Linked DNA regions of Homo sapiens: region 2 is linked to region 1. Evidence: chromatin contacts called from ENCODE Hi-C data. All regions are on one chromosome and are shown on one strand. The core of a region is the stretch at or near the end of the contact, and the rest is flanking DNA. Distances in the headings are between cores, read along the strand shown.

Region 1 (6,338 bases), core at 1,120-3,619:
ATTAAAAATAGCATTTACCTTAAAGAATTGTTATGAGGACTAAGAGAGGTTATGACTTTGAATTCTTGGCACATAGTGAACTCTTAATTAATGGTAGCAATTATCACACTGCTATTCCTCCCTTTAAAGCTCATTCATTTAAGTGCCAACAGAAATTGTCATATCCTAGAGAACTTCTATACTGGAACTTTTTCCTCTGTAGAGAAATACTTGTTTATCATTTGTTTCCAATACTTCAAATCATTCCTTTTCAGGTCAAGGCCTCCTTCTAATCTCTCCATTTTCCTCCAAGATGGCCTGGGCCAAATTTAAGGGAAAAATGTCTTGAGCAGAGTAGCTTGGAGCATTCTCATACCTTGACTCTTACTTAAAGAAAGGAAGAAGAAACTTTGGGGCTTTGATTTGGTTTGAAAAGGAGGAAGGGAGGTGATATTGAGCACTTATTTTGAGCACTTATTTTGTACCAAGTGCATAGCAGGTGGTCTATTTTGTTTCATTCTCTCAAGAATAGTCCCTGTGAGGTGGACTGTTTATTATCACCTCCATCTTGCAGATGAGAAAGTGGAGACTCTAAGCTGATAAAACCCTTTCTTGAGGTCATACAGAGCCAAGATTAAAATATTAACAAAAAATAAAATTCTAGAGCCCCTCCAAGCATCTGAATGGACCCCTTCTTGGCCAGGGCACTCCAAAGTTAACCTGAAAAACTGGTTCAGGCCATGACGGGAAGGGGTGTCAGACATGTCTCGTTATACCCTACTCTCTTTAGGAATTCAGGAAACGTGGCCAGCATTTAACATCAACACAGACCTTAAGTCTGATAAGAAACATTTACATTCTATTCTCTCTGAAGCCTGCTACCTGGAGGCTTCATCTGCGTGATAAAACCTTGGTTTCCACAACTTCTTATTGTAACCGAGACATTTCTTTCTAGAGATAGTAACTCTTTCAACCAATTGACAAATCAGACAAATTTTAAATCTACCTACAACTGGAAGCAGACCTCCCCACTTTCCCTTTTCTGGACTGAAACAATGTATGTCTTAAATGTATTTAATTGAAGTCTCACGTCTCCCTAAAATGTATACATCTAGGTGACGCCCCAATCACCTTGGGGTCATGTTCTCAGGATCTCCTGAAGGTTATGTCATGGGCCATTAGTGACTCATATTTGGCTCAGAATAAATCTCTTTAAATATTTTAGAGTCTGACTCTTTTTGTCAACAAAAATCACATCTCTGTCTGACATTGTCGTGATTTGGGTTCTTTCAAAAGCAGATCCTGAGACAAGGGTTTGAGTGCAAGTGGGACTTTGGAGGTGTATTTATCTTTTTAAAAAATTTTTTTTTGTGCCTCTCAGCTCTGAATGGACCCTTTATTAATTTATGCTCTGGGACTAACGAAGGCGTGCCTTTGAGCCCGTCTCCTTTAAGTGCGCGCGATGCTAGGCTTCCTCAGTAGAGGGCGCCGGAGGACACCGCAGCTGGAGGAGGGTTTCCGCCGGTTGTGCGGGGACCGCGGCTCAGTAGTGTGGGTGGACGAGGACAGCGGGTGGAACTGGTCCTTCTGTGACTTTGCAGCCCCGGCTTGGTGATAATTTTTGTGCAGGCTTCTTGACATGGAAAGCAGAGCTCCCCAGCACAGAGTGAGCCTCCGAAGGGCTCCTGCCCTTACCGGTGCCCTACCCTCCCTTTCCCTGCTTGCTACACTTGGGTCCGGGACTCAGCCTCCCTTTGCAAGCTTCTGCTCGGCCTGTGTGCAGCTGCACTTAGCTGGCAGGGTCAGGCGTTGAGTAGCCGCTCCGCTCCTTCTGCAGCCTCCTGCAGCCCCCGCCAGCTCCCGGGCTCCATCCCTCACCATCAGTTGCTGATTGGCGCCCCCTGCGTGCACAACGGAGGCTGGCTGCACCTGGAGGTTCCCAGCAATTCCAGGCCGGCTCCAGCCTAGCCAAAGCAGCTAACTTCTCTGCTGTCTCGTGGGCTGAACCTCACCGTTTCCCAAGAGGTCTGAATCCTTCTCAAGTTCGTCTTTTCCTAAGTTCTCCCTCGTAGCTCTAGGTTGCTTTGTAGAGTTTCCTTATATCTATACTCTTCATTGTAGTTAATGACTCTGTGTTACACTTGTCCTGTTGAACTTACTGTGTAGTTTCTGTCTCTTGACTGGATCAAGGCTCTCACAGGAGTCAATCCCAGAAAAATGATGAGACAGTAGGGAAGAGAGAAAAGCCAATAAACAGCATGTTAATGAGTAGGTCCCACCTGGGGCTCAGTCGCACTGGTGTCCCTCTGAGAGTATGGGCACCACACACTTTGGCATTGCCCCAGCAAGGCAAGGGGCAAGCAAGGGAGCTGGGTGTTTATCTCCCAGGCATTGCTTGAGGCTTGCTCTTGGGAATGGTAGCTCCCTGGAACTTCTGTCCAGCCTGCATATCTGGACTGTGCAGGGGATACTTCTATGGCCAGAAAAAGCCCTTGGGCAGAGAGAAGCAGGTTCTTGATGCTGAGATGTCTGCGTGCTTGGGAGTTGACCACTGCAGCTGCAGGTGACCTCTGGGGTGGGCCAAGGGGATGTAGGTGGGCAGTGATACATCTGCTACAGACATGTTGCAGGATGCAGGGCAGCAGAAGGAAACTGATCAGCTGGCTGCCAATGAATGGCCCAGACTGATTCAAGGGTAAATTTGCTGGAAGAAGTCCGTTGCAGAAGATCAGATGCTTTCCTGACTGGTGTAATTTAATTGTATGGTCAGTGTTTGCTATGGATAATTGGATTTTTCTTTGACCTTCACAATCTTGCTGGCTCTCTGTCCACACTGAAAGACACTTTTCTAACTCTCTCAAATGCAATAAGACTAACCTTGGCTTCCATCAGGAACTCATGGGCTTGCCATTTCCAGGAGGTGCCGATGGCTGTGGTATCCAACCAGCAAACGGCAGTGGTGTTTGTATTTTCCATTTTGCCCTTTACAAGAACATTTCAGCTGAAGCAAAAGGCTTTTTCCTTTACCCTGGGTTTTTTAATAGAAATCTTGGTGGCATTAAGCACTTTTAATTCTGAGCACTAGCCTGTAAAGTTCAAAGCTCTGTTCTGCTCTTGAACACAGCGGATACCAAGGCGAGAGATTCTAATCACAAGGAATACCAGAAAAAAAAAAATAAGCAGGAGACAAGTTTATTACGAAGGGTTGTGAACAGTATTTGTGATTAATGTGGAATGAAAAAGGTTATTTCTACATTAAAATCATTCACATTTGCAATAATTTAAACAATTTATCTGGTTTCCCCAAGTGGGGATGTGTTCTTTCCACATATAACATGCTCAGTGAAGGAAGAACAAGGAAGGTTACGCTGCCCTGAAACATATCTGGGAGAGCTTTTCGGCTCTGGGAGGATCACCAAGTTATGTTGTTAAGTGACAAAAACAATATCCGGAAGAGTGTCAAACAGCTAATTATTGTGTAAGAAGGAAAAAAAGAAGACTACATTAGTCACATTTACTTATATTTATATGAAAAGCTAATAAAAGTAGCTAGGTATACGTAAGGCAGTCAGAAACAAGACTTTTCAATTATAACTTTTATATCATTTTAATTTAAAAGTTACGCTAATATATTTCCTGTTCAAGAAACAAATAACAACATGCCCAGTGGAAAGCATCATCATTGTAATAATGTCCTAAGATCATTTTTTATGACCTTTGAAGGTAACTTAGGATAGGAAAATGCATTCCATAAAATTCAGCTGCCTGCACATAGTGAATCCTTTGCAAACCCTCGGAATAGGCTGAGGGTTTTTATATGACCATGGAATTTTTTTTTTTTTTTTTGCATCTTTGCTGCTATTCGCCATCCAGGCAGCAGGGGGAGGTGTTTCTCTGTTTTTCTTTGCGCCGCCCACGCCTTCTCCCCAACTTCATATGCAAAACTGACCAAGAATTCTCTAATTCAAATCTATGCACGAAAGGCACCACATTTTCTAGATTCATGTTGTTACTCTCTCATATCCCAAATCTGGGAGACTTGGAGCTTCCAGCAGGCTGCTAATGATTTTTCAAAAGGGGCCGATTGTTGGATTTGCTGGTGTAAAGTTTGTCCTCCCTCTTCTCTGTGCCCCTCCTTGTCACTCCACTCAGCCTTTATACATCACTTGCCATAATCGAGTCATAGAAAACGAAACTTACATTATGGAAATTCACAGCCTTTTTTTTTTTTCCACTTTGTAGATGAGACTCAGGATTTAGAAGGCAAAACAAACAAACAACCAAACAAATAAAAAAGGGATTTATTTTGGACCTTCATAAATGGTGCCAAAGTAAAAACAAACAAACAAAAGGTAAAAGAGGAAGGGACTGTTAGATGAATGTTTATCTCGGCGCCTGGTACCATACCTGCCTTACACACTCACAACGCAAGGAAGGGTGTGTCACCAGAGCCATTTTGCTAAGGAGGAGATTAAAGCTCAGAGGGGCTGAGCAACTTGCCCAAATTTATGTTGCTAGAAAATGATAGAACTGGAATTGGAAGCCAGACTGTATCTAAAGTAGAAACGTTTAAATATTTTCTTCCTATACCACACAAAATAAGCAGAAGGCAGTGTCTCTCTCTCTTTTGTCCCTGTCTGCCCCCCACAGTCTCTGTACCTGTTTTCCCACAAGGGTGTACCACCTGCTCCCTACTCCACATCGCGTCTATAAAGAGAGAGAAGGAAAAAAGGAAGTCGCTTCAAGAGCTCCCCAAATGCTCAATGGAAGTTGCTCTTTGTTGTACATGGGCAGCGATTTCTTTAGAAAAAGTAGTGACGTAGACCTGCCCGAGGTCAGCGATTCCTAGAGCAGTGGACTTGGGGAAGTGCCAGGGAAGCATTATGTTGTTTAAAAAATTGTTTTGGAGCATGTGCTTGTGCGTGTGTGTGTTTCTGAGCATATCTGTTTTCTCACAGGAGCTGCCTGGCAATGGTAGCAGGTGAAGGTCATGGTGAAGAAGATGCAGATATTGGCAATTTGGAGCATTAGATGAACTAATTACAACGTTAACCTAAGGAACAGTGGTGAGACCATTTTATCCAAAGTGAAGTTCTTGAGAGAGATCTTGGGTGGCACCTAGCCTCTGTATTAGATAAAATGGACATCCCTTGGGAGAGAATGTGGCTCTTTTCTATTCTGATTAGGGCAAAAAGAGTCTCCTTTGATGCCAACATGACCTTAGTGCCTTTAAACATATACTATGCTGCCATTTCCACAGAGAGGGACAAGCAGCAGCTTGGGGTCCTTGGGCAGGCAGTGGGGCCCAGCCAAAATTTTCTTAGATTGCTTTATTTTCCTTTAATTATGATTACATGTATAGCAAATGATTATGGTTTTCTATTTGTGATAGTGATAAGGGATGCCTTTTAAATATATGTATTTAAGTAAAAAGGTTAATTTACCCAGCACTTTGGGAGGCCGAGGTGGGCAGATCACGAGGTCAGGAGATCGAGACCATCCTGGCTAACACGGTGAAACCCCATCTCTACTAAAAATAGAAAAAATTAGCCAGGCGTGGTGGCGAGCACTTGTAGTCCCAGATACTTGGGAGGCTGAGGCAGGAGAATGGCGTGAACCCAGGAGGCAGAGCTTGCAGTGAGCTGAGATCATGCCACTGCACTCCAGCCTGGGCGGCAGAGCGAGACTCTGTCTAAAAAAAAAAAAAAGTCAATTTAAAGAAAAACCAGTTAAGTGAATGATAGTAATGTGGAGATGTGAAAAAAAGGATGAAAGTGTCACTAAAATAATTCAAATATGTGGGCTGGGTGCAGCAGTTCACACCTGTAGGCCCAGCCCTTTGGGAGGCCGAGGTGGGTGAATCACTTGAGCCCAGAAGTTCGAGACCAGCCTGGGCAACAAAGTGAGACCTTCTCTGTACAAAAAAAATGAACAAAATTAGCCTAGTGTAGTGGTGAGCACATGTAGTCCCAGGTACTTGGGAGGCTGAGATGGGAAGAGCATTTGAGCCCAGGAGGTTGAGGCTTCAGTGAGCCAAGATTGTGTCACTGCACTCCAGCCTGGGAGACAGAGTGAGACGCTGTCTCAAAAAATAAGGAAGAATTGAAATATGGGGATATTATTTCATTAGTGGATTAGTTTTCAGCATGTCTTCCATTTCAGACATTTTATAATTCTAATTCCATCATTTGAGAATGATGGGAAGATTAGAATCATACAATATTAGAAAAGAAAGGGATAACTGAGTCTGCCCTCCTCATTTTACAGCTGATGAAATGGAAGCTTAGAAAGATGTGACTGGTTCAAGGTCACACAGTGTTCTGTTGGCTCACATCCCATTTGTGTGTGTGCATGGGTGT
Region 2 (6,338 bases), core at 2,431-4,930, 4.4 Mb after region 1:
AATACAAAATTTTTAAATATTGGCCAGTCTCCCAGATCAGATATCCTAATGGACTATACAAGTCCTGATGATGTTTAAAAATATACAGGTGTATTTATTTTATTCTAGACCTGTTTTAAATTGTATGACTTATCAAATGCTAATTATATTATACATTTCATAAGATCCAGGACTATATTTGCTATTTCTCAATATCATAGTTAGTACTAGGATACTATTTACTACATCCAATAAGCACTCGAACATTTGTGACATGAGCTACTGAAAACTATAACACAGTACAGTATAGGATAATTATAGAAAAACAGTCAAATTATAGAAAGTACCACAATGTAAGTAGAGATATTAATTGGGACAAAAGGTTGTAGGACAACTCTTCAATGAAAAGAAAACTATGTGGAATGAACCAGAACAGTAGTTAAAAATCTAACATAAAGAGATGAATGCCACAATTAGAGGAAGGTAAATATCTCATTCCATATTAAGAGTTAAACGTTTACCTTTGTGGCTAACTACAAGCAGTCATGACAACTAAAACAACTTTCTACCCTATAAAATTAGAATATTATATGAGTTATAAAATGAATCAGATTAGAGTTAGGCTAAGAACTGAGATTCAAAATCTCATTAGGGGCTCAATACTAATTTGCTGTACAACCCTGAGACGCTGCCTACAATTCCATATCTCACTTAAAATTAAGATGTTTGGATCATTTCCTTTACCAAAAGACAAGAAGGATATTATTTTATAAAAATGATTGTAAGCAATGAGAGCACCGAATATTATATATATACTGAATATACACATATGTGTACGCATATATATTCACACATGTATACACATGCAAAGGGAAAATAATATGGCTTTTTTATAAATATGTTTATAAAGTAATGAATGTAAGGCACATTAATAGCAAAAGGTAATTATCCAAACTCCATTTAATCCCAATTCACACTATAAATAAGTGCTTAACACCTAAGATGCTAAAAAAAGCCCAATCGACAAGTGTATACTCTGTTTAAATGGATGTTATTGTTTATTTTAAAATAACAATGGGATTCGAGACCAGCCTGGCCAACATGGTGAAACCTAGTCTCTACTAAAAATACTAAAATTATCTGGGCGTGGTGGCGGACGCCTGTAATCCCAACTATTCGGGAGGCTCAGGCAGGAGAATCGCTTGAATCCAGGAGGCGGAGGTTGCAGTGAGCTGAGATAGCACCGCTACACTCCAGCCTGGGCGACAGTAAGACTCCATCTCAATAAATAAATAAATAACAAAGAATATGAGACAGGTTTTAATAGGGCTTAATTAGGATGGAGACTGTGGGAAACAATTCTCAAATATAGTTAGAAGCCAGGGACAAAATTTCTTTTCACATACGATACAATGTAATCACATATTGCAATAAAAGTGTAATACAGTAGTAACTTTCAATGTCTTCCAATTTTACTTGAATATACAAGTAGGTAAGGCAAAAAGATATTCTAGTCCCCTTTTCCATCAAATCCAATGAATTGTGTTTCATTTAAAGTTTGACTATTTTTCAAGTCTATCTATTTTTATGATGCAAAGCTATACTTAATGTATCTAAATAAGCAAGAAGACCAGAAAAAAAAACCAACCAAAATATTCCAAAACATAAAAAGACATCCTCAAATCACTTTGTGCCTTGACAAAACTTAACAGTAATATCATAAGCCAGTGTTGCAATGCTGTCATCCTACCTAATTCTACCTAAATGAGCTCAGTAATTTCTAAATTGGTTTCCAGAAGAGATCTTTACATAAGCAATTATCAAAAACAGCCCATTTTGTATTCAAGAAGCACAAACAACAATATTTAGTTTTTTAAACAATTTATATAAAGAATACCTAGAGGTTTTTTTTTACACTTCATAAACTAAAATCACTTACGAATACTTGACTAAAGCTATTTCTCATCATCTTTCCTTAGAGAAGACCAAAATACATTTTTCGTAAGGGCAAAACAAAAGCAGTAAATTACTTAAACATCACTTAAATGCCCCCTAAAGTAACCTTCCTTTCTCATACATTTTCCTATATTCATCGCGTTCTGCGGTACACATTTCTGAACTGAAATTGTATTAAGTTTAACCTAATACGATCTCTTCTCTACTAGTCAAAAAAAGATCTTAAGACGTTAACCAAATACATGGGAGGCGGGGTCGGGGGTGCGAGGTGGTGCCAGAGCAGATGGAAACAAGGTAAGAGAGTTGTTTTCTTAAGACACTAGGGTTACTCCCCAACTCCAAATGCCAAGATTCACTCGCCAGTAGAGCAAGCTGCTGCCACTATCCACTGCTTACACAATACAACCTTCCTTTCTACCTCTTCCCCTACACTCCCACCCATAACCCCCTTCCAAAACAAACACCCACAACGCGCCCCATTCCATAATCCGTGTTCGCCCCTCTAAGCCCACTAAACCAACCTGCTGGATAACAGCTCTATGCATTCGTCTTAGGCAAAAAAAGAAAAAAAAAAAAGCGACTGCAGCAAGGTCGGGAGTCCCACCATTCCTGTCACCCTAAACAATCCACAGGGTGAGAGCCCCAAGCCCAGAAGTTTGAGGCAAAACGATTCAGATCCAACCAAAAAGAGGGAATTGCAGTTGAATGGGGATGGGAGGTGGGGAGGGCGATGCGTATGCGTGTATATGTGTGTGTGTGTGTAAGGAAGAGTCCATCACATGACAGTGAAAGAGGACCAGAGTCGTCGGGGCGTCCGCAAGCAGACGGGGGGGAGGGTGTCGTTGCCGTGGCAACACCCCCCATCCGTCCAGACTTCCAAAGAGGGAGGAAGAACTTCAAATCCCAACCGTCAGCGCTCAAGCGGCTCCTTCTTAAAGGGGTACACACAGCGCCGCCGCCGAGCGCGAGAGGGCAGAGTTGGGCGCCCCCCGCCCCTCGGACGACGCCCCCGCCGCCCCTCGCCCCCAGCCGGCCCATCAGCGGCCCCCGCCCTGCGAGTGCCCGTGGGTCTCCAGGTCCAGGTCCCCGGGAACTGGCCGCGTCTGCTCACCCGGCCCCCGGCGGCGACAAGGGGGTGTGTGTGCGCTCGGCGGGGGCGCGGACCAGCCCGCCTTCCTCCGGCCGCCCTGCCCGCCGGCTCTCCTCCGCCAGGGCGCCGACCCACCGGGCCGCTTCCTCCGTCCTGTCAGGGTGGACGGCGGGCGACGGCGGGCAGCGACGGGCGCCGAGGAGTTTCGGGGAGAGAGCGAGCGGGCGGCTTCCGCGGGGGCTCAGCAAGCGGGTCCAAACTAACAGTTCCCGGGGAGCCCAAGAGCTGGGAAGGCGAAGGAGCGCGGACCGCGCCGGGCCAGCAGCCCGCAAGACAAAAGGCGAGCGCCGGGGCCGCCGCGCCGCGCCGCTCCCATCTCGCTCCCCCACCGAACTAACCCGAACGGGAGATTCAACTAAACCCCTCAGCCACAAACTCCTCGGGCTGCGACAGCGGTCGCCGCGCGGAGCCCGGGGCCCCGGCCCGCGTCTCTCTTACCTACACAGTGCATGAGGCGGTGGCGCCAAGAGTCGAGTTCCCGCCGGAATCCTCTTCTCTCCGCCGCGCACCGAGGGCTCCGGCACTGAGCGGCGGCGGCGGCGGCGGCAGCAGCGGCGGCGGCAGCGGCCATTCTCTCTCTTCCCTTGTCCATCTGCGTCCCGCGTCACGCGCCCTCATTTACATACGAGCAGCGCAGGCACGAGGCAGGGGCGCGAGCCCTCGGCGCGAGCCCCGGAGCGCGCGCCCCCCGGAGGGGGGTTGATTGACACGTGTCACTACCTTCCCTCTGCCCTGCCCTCCCCCTCCCACCGCTCCCTCAGGGAGAGGCGGGGAGGGAGCCAGAGGAGAAGGAAGCAACCTGCCGCTTCCGCTGACCCCGCCTCCCCACCCACTACCCTCCTCCCCCTCCCGCTGGAGTTTACTCAGGCGAGCCATACCGCTCCCGCCGCCCGCGAAAACCCTGAGCGGGAGCGAGAGACCCGGAGCCCAGCCAGGAACCGGCGTGCTAGTGGAGCGGACTAGCAACGCCTACTTTCTGCCTTCACTACGGGACTCCGACAGTCCGGAGACTTCACTTCCCAGGCTCCATTTCGCCAGGATCCCGAAGCTGAACTTGGCGCCGTGGCGCGTTGCTTGCCGGTCATTGTAGTCCAGAAGAAAGGATTTTTTTTGTTTGTTTGTTTTTCTTCCCCCCCGCACTTGGGTATGCAGGCTGGCCTGCAACTTCTCTGCGCCGCGCCGCTGGGGGGCTGAGTCTGTCGCTCCCTGCGCCCGGAACCATGCGCTGCCCGGTGGCCGGGTCTGACCCGACTGCTTTAGCTTCCTTAGGCTCCGCGATAGAAGGGTGGTGGAAGCCGCAAGAGTTGTCGGCTCCTTGTGGGTTCAGGCTGCGCTTTGCGTTTTAAGTGCTGGAAACTTTCCGGGGTCGCTGTCTTCCTGTCACTCCGCAGGGAAAGGGCAAGCCGGTCATTCGGCTACATCTGGAATAACTGCCAAACGTCCAGAGAGAGATCCCGGAGTGACTTCGGTATTCAAGGCGAAGAGATCTCGGAAAGCCAGAATATTTGCAAGGACTAGGAAAAAGATGCGGGTTTTTTTCACTGAAAATTACTTGCAGGGGACTGGGTGTAGCCGGCTGAAAACTGCAGAAGGAAAATTTTCTTTATAAGCTCCTGGAGGGCAGCGACCCACTGAGATCTCTGTACCGTGACATCTGTCACTCGCTAGACCCTAGTACAGTGCGTGACACGGGATTAAGCACTTTACAAAGGTTAATGGAATGAATTCTACCACGTGCTAGAGAAAATAACTTCTTCAGAGAGAGCTAGAGAGGAATCTTACGTTTAAATACAGACTCCAATCACAGTTTTTACTTTTGCACCAGAGCGATTGTGCGTTTGTTTCCGTATAAGTGCAGTTTATCAAGCCGAAGCTAAGCTACCCAACGTTTGCTAAGAAGTACTGTGTATTTCTGGAAATTTATTCACAAGTCTGTGGGAAATATGTTTAATTCTTCTTGGAAATCTCATAAACTCTGAATTCAGTACCACCTTCCCTGTTTTGTGGCTTATCCTTATCCACCTTCTTTTTCTTCCTATGAGAAAGTATTTCTTTGCTCATTATGACTTCAGTAGTGAAGATGTAATTTTGCATCTTCATAAGTTAAAAATAATAAAGTTTGAACGCATAATCACCTTTTCTAGAACGGTCACAATTGGAGTGCAGGTGAAATCACTAGTGAAGGTGATTTTGGAATTGTCAGTGGATGGTTTTAGTTAACCACTTCCACTCACAATTGCCACGATGATCAGCCTTTGCAGTTTTCCTGATCACTTTTATAGTAATCTACATTAGTTAGGATGGGAAAAATTATGGTGCAGTAATAAATGATCCAAGAATCTTAGTGGCTTAAAACAACAACAAAAAACTATTTCCTGATTATCTACATGTTCATCTCTGGGTGGCAGGAGGAGGGGGCTTCATTCCATGTGGTCTCACTAAGCAACTGGATCCTTAAAGAGGCTGGAATCTCTGCAACGTCCCCCCTTGGGTGATAGGCAAAAGGAAGATGAAGAATGGCGAACTGGTTCTTCCTAAAAGTGATACAAGTCAGTTCTCACATTTCATTGACCAAAGCGAATTATTCGGGCGTATCTATCTTAAAGGGAGCAGGGAAGTGCGATCCTATTATATGTGCAAAAAGAAGATAACCAGAATTTATTGGTAAATAGTATCAAGGATTACTGTGATCTATCCTTCTGGTCACCAGTTTACAGTTCACTTTCTTCACACTACAAAATAGATTTACTCCTATCACAAAGTGAGACAATCCAAAAGTTCTGTTCAGTAAAGGCATTAATCTCAAAGTCTGGCATCTCTGGGTGATGGTTGGTAGTCTCCATATTGGAACTGGATAAAGCTTCTCTTGTTATAGACAACTAAAAAGATAAGGTATTCTCCCCAGATCTCTCTCACTCGCGATCTCTCTTCTCTCTCTCTCTCTCTCTCACACACACACACACACAGACACACACGCACAGTGATGGAATAGGGACTAAATAGACATGGTGTCTTAGTCTATTTTGTGCTGCTGTAATGGAATACCGCTGACTGGGTAATTTATATGAAGAGCAGACATTTATTGCTCATGGTTCTAGGGCCTAGAAAGTCCAAGATCAGGGTGCTGGCATCTAACAAGGGCCTTCTTGTTACATGGCCCCACAGTGGAAAGGCAAAGAGAAGGCAAGTGAGTAAAAGGGGGCCAAACTCATCCTTTTATAATGAACTCACTCCTGCTATAAAGAATCCACTC

Evidence for each region. A loop is a pair of places that touch in the nucleus more often than their neighbours do. Pooled maps may share reads with other maps.
Region 2: a pooled map shows a loop between it and region 1 (17-fold over the local background). The contact joins the promoter of LCORL here to the promoter of LINC01182 in region 1. A Hi-C loop is called at or near these places in 9 of 50 pooled maps.

Annotation. Positions count from the first base shown.
Region 1 is chr4:13,652,810-13,659,147 of GRCh38, forward strand. It overlaps LINC01182 (long intergenic non-protein coding RNA 1182), which reads left to right and starts at 2,370. Exons shown (of 4, transcript NR_121681.1): 1 at 2,370-2,542; 2 at 4,938-5,045. RefSeq lists an enhancer at 1,895-1,944.
Region 2 is chr4:18,018,075-18,024,412 of GRCh38, forward strand. It overlaps LCORL (ligand dependent nuclear receptor corepressor like), which reads right to left and starts at 3,681. Exons shown (of 8, transcript NM_001394446.1): 1 at 3,524-3,681. The coding sequence starts at 3,677. RefSeq lists silencers at 2,893-3,222, 3,543-4,002 and an enhancer at 4,053-4,312.